Linked DNA regions of Homo sapiens: region 2 is linked to region 1. Evidence: chromatin contacts called from ENCODE Hi-C or POLR2A ChIA-PET data. All regions are on one chromosome and are shown on one strand. Each heading gives the region's core, a stretch centred on a gene start or an enhancer-like site at or near the end of the contact. The rest is flanking DNA. Distances are from core to core; before and after follow the strand shown.

What was found. A loop is a pair of places that touch in the nucleus more often than their neighbours do. ChIA-PET counts read pairs that join two places held with the same protein, here RNA polymerase II (POLR2A). Pooled maps may share reads with other maps.
Region 2: a loop to region 1 is called in a map of PC-9, with 8 times the contacts of the local background. The contact joins two enhancer-like sites. A Hi-C loop is called at or near these places in 3 of 168 maps with a recorded cell type or tissue (PC-9, aorta and pancreas) and 1 of 50 pooled maps. POLR2A ChIA-PET finds 5 or more read pairs at or near these places in 1 of 52 experiments (PC-9).

What each region holds. Positions count from the first base shown.
Region 1 is chr11:113,111,696-113,118,835 of GRCh38, reverse strand. The region is part of intron 1 of NCAM1 (neural cell adhesion molecule 1); the gene reads right to left. Among named protein-coding and RNA genes, the nearest start is that of NCAM1-AS2, 150 kb to the right of the region's middle. Within about 2 kb of position 4,200, at least 5 of the 41 ENCODE cell types and tissues checked have a DNase peak (open chromatin) inside an H3K27ac peak, as active enhancers do.
Region 2 is chr11:113,198,236-113,205,375 of GRCh38, reverse strand. It overlaps NCAM1 (neural cell adhesion molecule 1), which reads right to left. Exons shown (of 20, transcript NM_181351.5): 2 at 2,923-2,997; 3 at 872-1,090. Among named protein-coding and RNA genes, the nearest start is that of NCAM1-AS1, 72 kb to the left of the region's middle. Within about 2 kb of position 2,860, at least 3 of the 41 ENCODE cell types and tissues checked have a DNase peak (open chromatin) inside an H3K27ac peak, as active enhancers do.

The sequences.
Region 1 (7,140 bases), core at 2,951-5,450:
TTGTGTTTCTGTCTTTTAATGGCTCATTTTCATTCTCTATGCCTCAAATGAATACTAAAATTCAGTAGTCCAGCTTCTGAATTTTTTTCTGTATAGATTCGTTTGTCTTCCATAGACTCACAGGTTTCAATTCTGAACCCATTCGTCAATTCTATTCACCGAAACTTTTTTTCTGGACACCTCTAGAGGCCACGAATCGGGCCAGGCACTGGGGAATTCATTGTTTCATGACACAAGCATACCAGAAGGGGAGACAGACAATAAATAAGTGAACAATAAATACACAAAATAATCAGAGATGAAGAAGGCCCTGCAATGGTCCAGGCTCCCCTTTTCATTCTCAAAAGCACCGAGGGCTGTGAATGAGGCAGGTGCTTTTAGGCCACAGAAACTGGCCCAGCTAAAACTTCTTAAGTCCAAGAAAATCTTCCCCAATAAAGGCAGGGCCCTTTTCTGAGATATCATTAGTAGGTATCATTGTCAATTACATGCATCTCATTTGGGCTTATCTCCCTGTCAGGCTAAAAGAACAGCTGAACAGAAGCAGGACTCCTCTCCAAGACAGACACAGCTGAAGAACAAATGCTTATGAATGTCCTCTGAGAGCACAAAAGAGTAAAAAGATTTAACATCTTATTTTTAGATTCTAAGTACCTAGATACTATGATTAAAAAAAGAAACCTCAGAGAAAAAAAATGATTCAAGTGGAAAAATATGACAAATCCTTATTTATAGTGGGTTATTTAAATAATAAAACTAAGTATCATGGTAACCTCCTGATCCCTAAACCTCATGAAAATAAAAGGTGATAATGCACTTTTTAAAATAACTTCTTTCAATCCGTGCTATTAATCACTTCACTCTCAGGTCTAAATGGCCCAGGATGGTCTTACAAATGGAGACCAAATGACTGCCTGAGATGCCAGTTTGTAATAATTTGTGTATTTAAAAATCTGTCTTCCTTTTTCCTCCTCCCCTCAAAATTTCAGACAATGTCAAGCAGTTTGCTGTGATGATAAAAAGATGCATGTTTACTTGACTTTCATAGGTCAGTGTCTTCATATTCTGTTCTGGCTTTAAACTAAAAGGCTAAGAAGGCTAAGAAGTCTCACAGATTTATAAGTGGTATGAAATTTATAAGGATTTAGGTTGTTTTGCCAATTTAAATTCTCATACACAATTTCGTTTTCCCTCAACACAGCTGTACAAAGTTGCTGAGTAAATCAATAATTTTCATTATCCCTGAAGTCTACAATCCAAAGACATTTCTGGATGGTCACCAAAATTTTTGTAGTCATTTTGGTTAGGTTTAAAGCAAAAACGCCAATAAGACCTTTCACAACACAAATAGTTGGTCTGAGCTGCGGGGATTAGTGGGGGACGGGAAGGTAGGAGTTTGAAGATTCAGGTTCTGTGTACCCCAGGCTGAATGCTGAGAAGAGGGGAAGGCGTTGTTCACTAACAACAGTGTAACTTACCTGAAGGCAGGACATGACATTATTAAACCATGTTTCCTAGAACACTGTCTGAAGACCCCTGCAGTGGAAAGGACACTAAATTGTGAATAACTTAGATCTGAGCACTAAATATATCTTGGGTTTTGCTTCTGATGTATTAGTTTGCTCCCTCATAACAGTTTTTGCTGGCCACTAAATGGCTTATGCAGATGAGATGAAATACCAAAAAAAGTCTGTTTAGAGAGCATTAGGAAAAAGATATTAATGCTGCCCCAATTTTGTAACATATTCTTGGCACATGAAATATTGAAGGCCAATTTGCAAAGAGAAACATGTAATTTATGTCTACTCCAGTCTTATTCAAAAGGATTTGAGGTGGAAAATATAGAATTCATTTGACTGGGAGTGCCCACTTGAGCTCACCAACTACAGAACATTTAATCTTCGATATTCATAAAGAGGCATATTTTAATAAACATTTTTCTATGAAATCTCACCTTGTTAAAAAGGTTACAGTCATAATACTAGATCTTATTCTACTCTTTGGACCCTTTCCCAAAACACAGTGGCACCTTTTCAAAAGGCCAGAAAGGACATAGAAAGAGCCTCTTGAAGAATGTCAATGTGCAATGCCAATGGGTTCCACGCAGAAACCACAAGAGGTACCACTCTCTTTGCCAGCCTTGTCTGGAGGCAGCTTTTTGGGCACCTTATTGATCAGTCTTGCTCTTTGAAATGAGCAGACTAATGTTTGACAGGACAAACCCATAGAAAAAGCCAGAAGCTCTTCTCCCTGTCGATAAATTTAAATAACTCCAAAGCTAAAATGATTCCAGTTGTTTGATGCAAATACGCATTTTATTTTGGAGTCACTTGAAAATATGTGCCAGCTGAACTAGCTTAGCTCTTGTTTAAAGTCCACCAGGTCTGTTGGGCTGTCATTTCTCTAGCGGCTTTGCAGTGTTGTGATGGTCCCTTGGAGAAAGCACTGCAGCCTCAGAGCCCTGGCACTACCAGTCCACCACCCTTCTCTTTCCCTTCTATAATGAAGGCATAACACAGCAAAATTTCAGGGCAGTTGCCTGAATGGACAAAAGATTATTTACTGAAAAATAGATAGTACTCAAGCAACAAATAGTTTTAGAGTACTTTTGAGTAACGCATTGTGCTAAGTGCTACAAATATATGAATTAGTATGAGACAGCCCTTACTGTCAAAAGCTCACCACTTAGGCGAAGGAGGTGATCAGATATCAACTACATACAAGAATACCTTTATTATTCCCATGAATTTTTGCATAATCTATTTCTGCTTTGTCACCTTAAGCCTAGATTTTTGTATTTGCCGTAAACCTGTGTCTATTTGGGAATTAGAGAAGTCAGTTTAAACTTATGAGAGAAAGAATTAAACTTTTTATTCTGTTAGTAGCCTAATTCCTCCTTAAAGGAGATCCATATTCTAAACTCTACAGTTAAAAATGGTTAAGATGGCAAGTTTTATGTCATGTGTATTTTCCCACAATTAAAAACTAAGAAAGAGACATCCCACCATTTAGCTGGGCAGAATCTGTGAGTCTAAGCTTGGCCAGATTCTCGTAACTGTTATCTGTTTTCAACAAAAACTGTTTCTCGACTAGTGCATGTAAATAAAGCCTCCTTCAGAGCATCCACAGAGTGGAAGAAGGAGATCCAAGAATACATGTGTAACAGGTATCTCATTGTTGTGGCTTCTCTGATCTTTTGTTCTCATGTCTAGAACAATCTGAAAATTCATTTTGTTGGTTGGCTAATGGTAGAATCCATTTGTCCTGACTTTCTGGTCACCGTGTCCCTTACAGAATCTAAAAGACACTGCTGGCACCCTTGCCAGTGAGGTGGAGGGTAGGGTATTTTCTTTCTTGCTATTTCATGTGGATGCTCAGAAATTATAAAAACTAAAACTGATGGCAATTTCACTTCCTTAGCACAGAATTGGGGAAAAGACAGCTCACACATTAGTAACTCTGTGCTTATGTTTTGAACCTTTACCAGGAATGTGGAGGCAATATATCTTGGTTCAACTTTTGTCTTTCCATTAGTAATATTATCATAATAAAGCTTCCTTGACACAGTACCTATTTCCAAGCTGTTTTGTACGTTTTATGATGGACATCTGGGTTAAAGTAACTTTTTTTGCACTCCTTCTGCACTTCAGCTGGTTGGTGGGGCAATGTGTAAAGTGCTAAAGTAACAGCAACTCAGGAACTCAAAAGGCACAGCCACCTTGCTCCCAGGATGCTACCAGCTGGGGGGTGCTGACTGTCCAGGGGCCTCCCCAGGTACTATTTATTAGTTATGTCTCTTGAAAAATAACCTAAGATTTATAACGGTCTTTTCTGAATTTTTGAATTTCCTACTACAAAACATTGGTGAGTTGGGTGCAATTCCCCCCAAGAATTGAGTAAGACTTCCTTTATTTTCAGTGGGGGAGAGGAGAGCTCGTCTTAATTTATATATTTCTGGTATTTGCACTTCAGATACAAAATTTTGATGCATGTCTACAATACAAGCTCCATGAGATAGGAACTGTTGATTCTCCAGCCTTGGGCAGTCACAGAATACCTGTTGTTGACTAGCTGAGTAAAAGGTTATGACTGCAAAATAGAAAGCTGCGCCACACAGGCTAGGCAGGATTTTTTGCTTCACTGCAGTGAGTGAGGTGCTCTCAGAGCACTGTGGCTCAGGCCTTCCACCAGAGGGAGCAGGGATGCCACCCCACTGCAGAGGACACTTGTGCAGAACCCTGGGAAGTGCCTGAAGAGGAAAAACAAAAATCCCCAAGCACAGCAAAAAAGAATTGGCATCAAAATGAATGTGAAGAAGAAGAAATCGTGGGGTCATTATACTCAGTGACATGGCTAGATAAAGCCAAAACAGACCTTTCTTTTCCTGCTGCTTAAATGTCCTAAGGCTTCTTAGGCAGAGAAGCCCCATGCCCTAGGAGCAACATCTTCTAGAGCTGCTTGTCTCCTGGTTACCAATGTGGAGTCAGTCCAAGCACAATGCACCTCATCTTAAAAGCAGAAAGGAGAGTGGCCACGGCCAAACCTCTCTAGAGTTCCCCTCTGCAATGCTCTGAAACAGTTCTATTTGTGTCTCTGACTCCGGGGAAAAGATCAGCTATATGGGTTGTTTGGGGCCTGGCACAAGTGGCTATGATGACTTCATTCCAAACTGGGCTGAGAGTCCACCTAAGGACAAATAATTCTCCACAAAACCACCATCAAATCACACAAGGCAAAAAGAGTTTAATATTCAAGGTCTCCACTTTCCTCTCCAGGCAAACTTAAGCCTAAAAAGGGAAACAGCTTGAAGCACTGGGCATCAGAATACATCGCTAGTTTAAAAGCAGATTGTTAGCCCTTTCCAAGTCCCTCAGCATGTCAACTGGAAGAGAAGGCTCTGCAGAGGACAGCAATGTGAAGTGAAATCCTAAAGCACCAGTCCTCTTCCTGGATCTCCATCCATTGATCGTGTCAAACACAAGGTTGATTTTAAAGCCCTGTATCATGTAAAAGGGAAGATAATCCAAGAGAATATCTATCTAAGACACATCAAGATTTTTTTTTTTTTAAAAGAACCTGTCTTAAACTAAAGAGGCAAGACTTGAGTTTCATTTAGCTAATGAAGCTTTGGAAAGTAAATTATCCTTCCAGGGATGCTGAAACAAGCAACGACAACAAAAGACACTCTCCATTTGTCTAGTGGTTCCACCCTATCAGGCTCTAGATGGAACCCACCAGTCCACAGATTGCCAATTTAGGACATTCCTGAGAGCCTATTGATGGGACAGAACTGCTGAATAGTCATAAATCAGAACATTCCAAGGAGTGAATGGGATAATACTGCAGGTTTATTTTAAGGTAAGGATCATAGCAAACAGGAAATTATATATAATTCCAGAGAGAAACAAAGTCAACAAATTCAAATGAACAATGGCAAGTTCCTATAGGGCAGGACATTGCTTATTTCTTTACATTGCCCAGTGCATCTGGCCCAGTCTATGGCGCTAGGGACTTACTGATCATCTAATTTGCAAAAAAACCTCACAACCACCCCCCAAAATAATCTATGGGTTTATCTAAAAAGAAAGCAGAGGTTTAGACCCTTTCTACTAGGTCAGAGGATAACAATTTTAGATACAGAAAAGATATGAAACACGGTAGCTAATTGGACTCATGCAGACTTTATTTTATTTAATTTTTTTGAGACGGAGTCTTGGTCTGTCCCCCAGGCTGGAATGCAGTGTGGTGCGATATCGGCTCACTGCAACCTCTGTCTCCTGGGTTCAAGCAATTCTCCTGCCTCAGTCTCCTGAGTAGCTGGGATTACAGGTGCACACCCCCATGCCTGTCTAATTTTTGTATTTTTAGTAGAGACGGGGTTTCACCATGTTGGCCAGGCTGGTCTGGAACTCCTGACCTCAAATGATCCACTTGTCTCGGCCTCCCAAAGTGCTGGGATTACGGGTGTGAGACACCACACCTGGCTGGACTCATGGAGACTTTAAAAGGCTTTCCAAAAGTTGGGGGATTCCACTTCTCCAGGCAGAAAGACCTTCATGAAACTAATATGTACTTAAAAAAAATCCACATAGAAGAGGCAGAGAATGTGTTAACAGGGTGGGGAACAGAGAAGGCTGGCCACGTTCAGCAAGACCAATGAAGACACTCTCATAATGTTTGCTGTGGAGAGATCTTTCTCTACATAATGGTGAACAATGAGCCCTGTCCAGTTTTTTCTTATTTTTCATTATAGGAAACCTTAAGTATCACAATTCTTCAAGCATGCAATGGGAATGGGAAACACGGTGGCACGGTGACTTCATGACAATGGTAAATCAAGTGTTCTGTCTGGCAGGAAAACTGTCATTAGCCTGGGAAGTCATCTAGCTGATGTCATTTTTGAAACAGAGGTAATATGTCTATTCAAATTTATGAGGAAAACAATCAATTTTATTTTCTGCCATCTACTTTTAGAGGTCAGAAGGAAAATATTTATTGTGCCTTTTAAAGGAAATAACATTCATTAGACTCCCAAAGAGTAAGTTTCGAATGGTAAATATTTCCACTGGCAAAACATAAGAAAGAGAAGTTTGTTTTTAAAAGTGAGATTACAAAAGACTAACATCAGGTAAAAAGAACTTCTTGTGACTGCTCACTTACACAGGTTGGTCCTGCCTTAGCCCTACATCTAATTCAAGGTCAAAGAAAATGTACTGAAAAGGAGTCTTCAGCTACCTAATCACTAGCAGGCTAACAACAGACAGAATGTTCACAAAGACATTACCTTAGGCAACCGACCACCTTCATTATTTTTCAGTTAAAGCAACCATGTTCTGGGAGAAAGATTTTCTTTTTCGCATAGTAAACATGTGCCAATAAAGCTTAAAAATAAGATCTGCGATGAGAAAATCCAGACAACAGCTAATTTGAATAATGAATACGTTTATTCAAATAATCATGCTCATTTTTAATGATAGAGATGAATGATTACTGATCAGAAATGCTTTTGATACATTTTTGAGTGAAAAAATAGGTTACAAGACAGAGTCTCTCTTTTAAAGACATATATATATGTGATACATATTTGTAATGGATATTCATAGAAAAATGTGTGGAGGGATACACAACAAGGTGTTAACA
Region 2 (7,140 bases), core at 1,611-4,110, 88 kb before region 1:
AGGCAGAGCAGCTGGCCCAAGCATAGGTTACCAATGCTTGGCAACCAATATCTGCTCATTGAGTGCTAAATTTATCACATTTTGTGCAGAAAAGGGTCTACAGAATGAAAGGAATATCTTCACCAAGGGTTCCTTGTCATGCAGGATGATGCCAGTGAAGCACAGGTTATAGGTAGAATGAACTGGTGGAACATCCATTCCACAACGAATAGTAAGAATCATCAGTCCTTTTCTTGTCTCCCACTCGAACTGCTACTCCCAGTCCCACCCCAACTTTCCTACGGCAGACAGAATGCTGATGAAAAGAACAGGAAAAAAGCACATTTAATGGCAATAAATACCGTGCAATCAATACTGTTCCATTAGCTGTCACCCACCATTACTCCAACCACTGGGATGGATGCATGATATAAATAACAAGGTAACGAGATGCCACCTACAGATGGGGTTTCAGAGGCAATAGGAACTGCCTGCTCTGAGTGGCAGAGAGTGTTCAGATAATGATCCCCCACCCCACTGAGCCCTGGGCTCCATTACCAGCAGGGGAGAGGGAAATAAGAAGGGAGAGGAGCCCAAATTGCAGAACAGTCAGCCAACATTTGGGGAAGGGATAGAGAAACCCGTAATAGCCCTCTGGGAACTATGTAATTTGAATTTTGAGAATGAACGCCTGTGGGGGAGTAGCTGTGACCAGTGTGAACCAGGGTTGTGAGTTCTGGGTTGGCCAAGGTCAGAAAAGACTTAGGGAGAGAGAATGGGACTGGTTAGGCCCTCAGCTGGTCCTTCTGTCATCATTTCCACCTTTCCACTACCCACATGTCTCCTTGGCAAGGAGAGGCCAGAGAATGCAGAAGAAGAAGGAGGCTCTTACGAAAGATCTTCACGTTGACGGTGGCCTCTGACTCACTGCCATCCTCGCCTGTAACCACACACTTGTAAATGCCGGCGTCGTCGATGTTGGCGTTATAGATGGTGAGGGTGGAGGAGGAATCATCATTCCACACCACTGAGATCCGCTGCTGGTTTGGGGTGAGCTTTTCTCCATTGGGGGAGAACCAGGAGATGTCTTTATCTTTGGCATCTCCTGCCACTAAAGAGGAAGAGATTATTTTTAAGCTACTGAAGTCGAAAAGACTAATAAGTCCCCTCCAGACTGACAGTGGCTGATCAGTAAGAGTTACTGAACAACAGATCAGTCAAGGCTTGAACATCAGGGAGGGGTGAGTATGGCTGCTGGAATGACATGCAGCCCTTCTTTGGCCTCTGCATTTAACTATTATATACTTAACACCTCTTACAATATTTGGAAAGAACTCAACAACCACTTGTACTAGTTGTTATCATGGTCCTATCCCTAATGATGGAAGAGAAGAGATACTTGTTGAGAACATACTGTGTGCTGGGCACTAAGCTAGGAACACACATGCCTCACACAACGGGTAACCAAGGGAATTAGTGTATTTAGGATTCGGGCGCCAGAGCCTAACTGGTCTGAGTCTACTGATCAGCTTGTTTTTGAAGCCTTGGATAATGGGTCTCCTGAGATGAAGGCGAGAAATACTGGCTAGTATAGGAGTGCAGATTCCAACCACTTTTTATTTCATTTTTTCCAGCCACATTTATTCTAGCATCTGCCTGCACAAACTGGCATGACTGTCATTTCGTCACTCCCTGCTCAGACAAATTCATTTCCTTGCATGCTGCAAAGAAGGTAGCCAGAACCACCCATTCTTCCTTTCCCCAGGCAGCAATGAGGAGGAACAGACTGTGGTGGCTGAGCTGCCCCCGGCACTGAGCTGGAACAGGGCTCTGACACTGAAACTGCCCAGGACACTGAGCTGGAAGGGCGCTCAGATCCGGCGGATGTGGCGGCGCCCTGCCTGTTTGCATGGGCCCCTGCCTCTTCGCGTGGCGCCCTTCTCAGCCTGCACCACCCAGCCCTGCACAGATGCTTAGTATGGAAATGAAGCAGTCTTCCTTTCAGGGCCCATCATGTTTTCAATAAATATCGCTATTTGCAAGATGTGCTGTGGGCTCCACGGCTGCGTCTCCAGATCATTGAAATTGCTGTAATGAAGGCAAAGCTGGAGTGAACACATCCGACGGCCACAAGCCACCTCGTCCACGCAAATCATGACAGCATTTAAAGGCCCCTCCCTGCCAAAAGCTGCTTGCTAAATGTCACCATTTACACCTAGCTCAGCTCTTTCCTGGTTCTTCCATGTTCTGAATCCCAGTCATGTCATATACAGAGAATCTGAGGCTTAATTTGAAACCTTTTCCTCCACAGGACATTTTCTGGCAATTATCTGGGCTGTGGAAATGGGGCATGTTTTCTAAATGTAAAACAAGGTCACCAGGTCTGGCATATCTCAGAGCTCTGGTGGGGACCATGGCACAGAATATCGATATTCACAATAGACCTGGTAAACCCAGGATATATGTCCTCACAACAAAAGCCATACCAGTATTCTATTTACCTACAGGCAAGTTTTAGACTTAGATTTTCAAGCTCTGGGGAATTCTAAGAAATAAGCCTTAAACAGATCCACCGAAGTATTGTTTCTGAGCCAGTGCTGTTCTCCATTGTCATTTACAGAACTCTGAATGTATACAGAATAGGAGATGGGGGATGATTCACTATTCTGGAAGTTGTGCTGATTTTTCTAAGAAAACTCCTAGACTTCCTCTGTAGTCAAGGTGAAGTCTAGATGACAGATTTGCTATGTTGAGGCAGATTTTTGCAAAAGGAAGGAAGAGGCCCTGGCTCTTAAATGGCCATACTATTGACCCTGTAATAGAGCAATGCCAAGAATTCTAGGTGTGGCTTGACCAGCCAGCTCACATGGCCTGAGGGCTCCTGCTCTACCCAGTGAGTTTCTGAAGCAAGTTCTAAAATGCAGCTGAGCACTAGGCACTTGCCTTGGCATAAGAAGAATTTGGACTCTCCAACGCTGATCTCCCCCTGGCTGGGAACAATATCCACCTGCAGAGAAACTGAAAAAACAAAACAAAACAAAACAAAACAAAAAACAAAAAAAAACCCACAAAGTTCAGTTCAAACGTACATTCCAATGTTCAAGAATGAAACCCAGATCTTCCATTCAAAAATAGGCTTCCCAACTGACTTTAAGAAAGAGTGAAGGGAGGAGGTTGTGTGGAGTTTGAGAACTTGTGCCACCAACAGCCAGGGCCATGTGCAGCCAGAGAGAGACACGGCCCAGACCATTCTCCTATGGAATAGCTATTTCCCCTCAGAGAGTGCAAGGTGCCCTGGGAGATTCTGGGTGATCTCTGCACTAAATGTTTCCAACCCCTTGAGAAGACTTATGATCCTGCTCCAAAACAGCAACATCCTGGGATTCACAGAAATGGTGACCCAACCAGTTCCTTCTGGATGTCATCTGAAGTGTCTCCACAGCTGTGTCAAGTGCAGTAAGGCTGCACTCCAGAATCAAGCTCAGGGGTCTCCTGCCAGTTCCCCAGGCTGTCCGGACACAATCACTAGGAGGGCTCACACTGATTTTGAAGTGGGGATGGTAAGGGTAAACCCTCACCTTCCCTCACGACTACAGGACCAACACACCTTTTTCCATAACAGGAGCCAACATCACATATCACCACCCCAATTAGTCAGACACCCTTTGGAAATTCTGTAGCCCGTGCCCTGTGGAATTCCCTGGGTCCCTTGGCTACTTTCCCTGAATATTTATTTGAACATCCATATGCTCTGTCATTCCACTGCACCGATAAGACAAAATACACTGCGCCAGATCTCACAGATCCCTGTGTTCATCTGCTCCTCGTTTATCTGCTGGGAGCAGACAACCATTCCTCATGAAAATAGAGTTTCGAGGTGGAAAAATGCTTTATTCCTTTGAATTCAACTTCTTTCTGCCTTTCCTTCTCTTAAGTAAACCCCAAATCTAAAGGCAAACAGGTATTTGGTTCAGTGCATGGGGCTTCTTCTGGCCAACAGGAGGGACAGGCTTGAACAAAACAGCCTGGGGAATGGAGATTCAGTGAGCCCTTCCTTCCAACAGCCATTTTCTTTTCACAGTAGAATGGAGGTGATGCTCGTTGCCATGGTGACCGGCTCGCAGGCAGAGCTGCTGCAGGTCTTGGTCTATGCTTATTTGATGGAGAGACTACAGTTGTCCTCAGCCGACTGCAGGGATTAGAGGGCCTGCTTGGGGCTGGGAAGGGGGTGCGGCCTTCCTAACCATGCCAGCAACAGACAAGGCAGGTCACGGAGAAAGCCAGCAGAGGCTTCAGAGAGAAAGAGGTGATGTGGTGGAGACAGGGATGGAAAAGGGAAGGAGGAGGGCATAAGGGGAGAAATGGGGCCCTGGGCAGAGGCAGGGGGAAGATGCTGACGCTGTCATCTGTGAAAATCAGAGGGGAAAACCCAGACTTCCAAAAACTGGTTTGGAAGAAATAGAGTAATCTAGGGCAGCTAGTTTCTCCCCTGCTCAGACCACCACTGCCGGCTCCCTGAGGCTCAGGACTGAATTCTTGCCTGAGAGCAATAAAAAGTCTTCCCCTGCCTCTCCTGAATGTGGTCGCAGCACACAGAGCTGTGCTGGAATACTATGCCGCGGGGTCACTGCCCGCAGTGCAAGTGTGATTATCTGTGGGTGCTTTCTCCTGTCATTCTCCTCAGGATGGAGTTCAGGTGCCACTTGATTCTACACTGTGAGAGCCCAAAGGGGTCTCAGACATCACCACATCCTGCCTCCTCATTTTCCAGATGAGGAAAAGGTGGAGTGACTTTCCTATGGTCACTTCTAGTTAGGGCTAGCGTGGCCCCAGAGCCCAGGCCTCCTGGCTCCGGGTAGGTGATCTTTCCATGATGCAATGCTGCCCCTGCACAGAGGGCAAAACGTTTCCATTCACTAGAACACACCATCTGGGAACCCCAAGTAACAACCCTTGGATTCACTATCCCTTAACAGAACACAGAGAGCCCATGAATTGATAAGGGCCCATCGTATCTTGGGGAGCATGGAGCCTTACAAAGAGAGCTGCAGGCCAGTGCTATCCATGCTAAGGCCAGCCAGGACCTTCCCTGTCACTTCCCGTGGCTCTCATTCTCTGGGAACTACAGGCTTATGAAGCCCAGAAGCTGTGTCTATGCCACGGTCACCTAAGTCCTGATCTTTTCTGGAGTTCACTGGAGCATTCCTTAAAGAATGAGAAGCTGAGTCCCCCCAAGAAAGTTTGCTGGACCATATGCTGAGTATTAGCAGCCAGCTTCAACATATGGATCCTGTTACCCTCGTTCAGCCCTTACTGCTTTGAGAAGGATATTCTTATCCCAAGTGAAAAAACAGCCTTCATTTGTTCAGCTCTTTTCAAACAGAACACAACTCTCAAGGGGCAGGAGAACACGGCAAGGCTGAGGAGTTTTCATATCCAAATGCGGCCAGGATCTATCTCTGGGCCATGGAGAGAAAAGGGAAACAAGGCTTTCAAAGGAATTCCCTGCTTAACAGGATCCCACGCACACATTTATCATCACAGAAGTTTTTTTTTTTTTTTTTTTTAAGGGTGTTTCTTTTACTTTATTTGCAAAATATTCTTTTTTTTATTATTATACTTTAAGTTTTAGGGTACATGTGCACAATGTGCAGGTTAGTTACATATGTATAAATGTGCCATGCTGGTGTGCTACACCCATTAACTCGTCATTTAGCATTAGGTATATCTCCTAATGCTATCCCTCCCCCGTCCCCCCACCCCACAACAGTCCCCAGAGCGTGATGTTCCCCTTCCCATCACAGAAGTTTTTAAAGGAAGAGTTATCCATTTAGACGCCTGGCCTTTTGCACAGATGGAAAAGCTAGTGATTCCTCCCTCAAAACACCAGAGACAAAGCTGGCCCAGAGGAACCCCAGGTTCTCTGGAAATCAATGCTTGGATGTTTTCCACTGCAGCACAATGGCTGATTATTCTTCCCCAAACACGAAGCACTGAAATACTAGGTTTAATGATAGTAAGTGGAAATCCTGCTTTGATCTCAAAACTCCTTCCCTCCATTGCTTGCTGCCTGGTCCTTTCCTACTCTGTTACTATTTTCATTGTTCCCAATACAAATTCCTACCTCAACTTTCACCTTTTTTTCAGTTGCATATGTAAGTGGAATTTCGTCACTGGGCATAACTCCCACCTTAAAAGGCACTTATGTAAACATTTCTCACAGACGAAGTATCCCATCTCTTGCTTTCCATAAACACTCCTTGCGTAAATACTGCATCATCTTAGCTGGATTCAAAGACACGTGCTTATGAACCTAGGTATTGGGCTGGGCAGGACCCAGGGGCAGGGACAAGAGGCGCTTCCAACAGTGCTTCCCACGCCTCCAAGAAGCACTCATCCCCCAAGCCCTCTTTTGTGGACAGTTCACACTTTCCAGTTTACAAAACACACTTCATTATTTCATCAAACAGTTCTGAGTGATAAAAAGGCCAATATTATTGTCTCCACTGTATGAACGTGGAAATTGGGGCTCAGAGAAATAAAATAACTTGCTCAGGGTCCCTTAGTTAATGAGCACTAAAACCAAGATTAAAAATCATCTACTTCTAAGGCTTGAACTCTTCCCCTAAACCCCTCAACTACTATAACCTTCTGTCCATCTCCAAATAGGTTTATTATAACCTATTAGTTACCATTTACACTCTTTCCAAATCATAGGCTAGAAAGAGCACAGTCTTTGTACAAAGATCTAACATCAGCCGGGCGCAGTGGCTCACGCCTGTAATCCTAGCACTTTGGGAGGCTGAAGCAGGCGGATCACAAGGTCAGGAGACCCGTCTCTACTAAAAGTACAAAAAATTAGCTGGATGTGGTGGCACACACCTGTAGTCCCAGCTACTCGGGAGACTGAGGCAGGAGAATTGCTTGAACCCGGGAGGTGGAGGTTGCAGTGAGCCGAGATCATGCCACTGCACTCCAGCCTGGGCGACAGAGCAAGACTCCATCTCAAAAAAAAAAAAAAAATTCTAATATCAAGTTGCTGCCATCATTTCTCTCCTGGTTAACTATAACTGGCCTCTTTGCTCATAGATAATCACAGCATTATAGCCTCTATTTTACATATGGGTAAGGGACGCTCAGAGCCATAAGTGATGATAATGA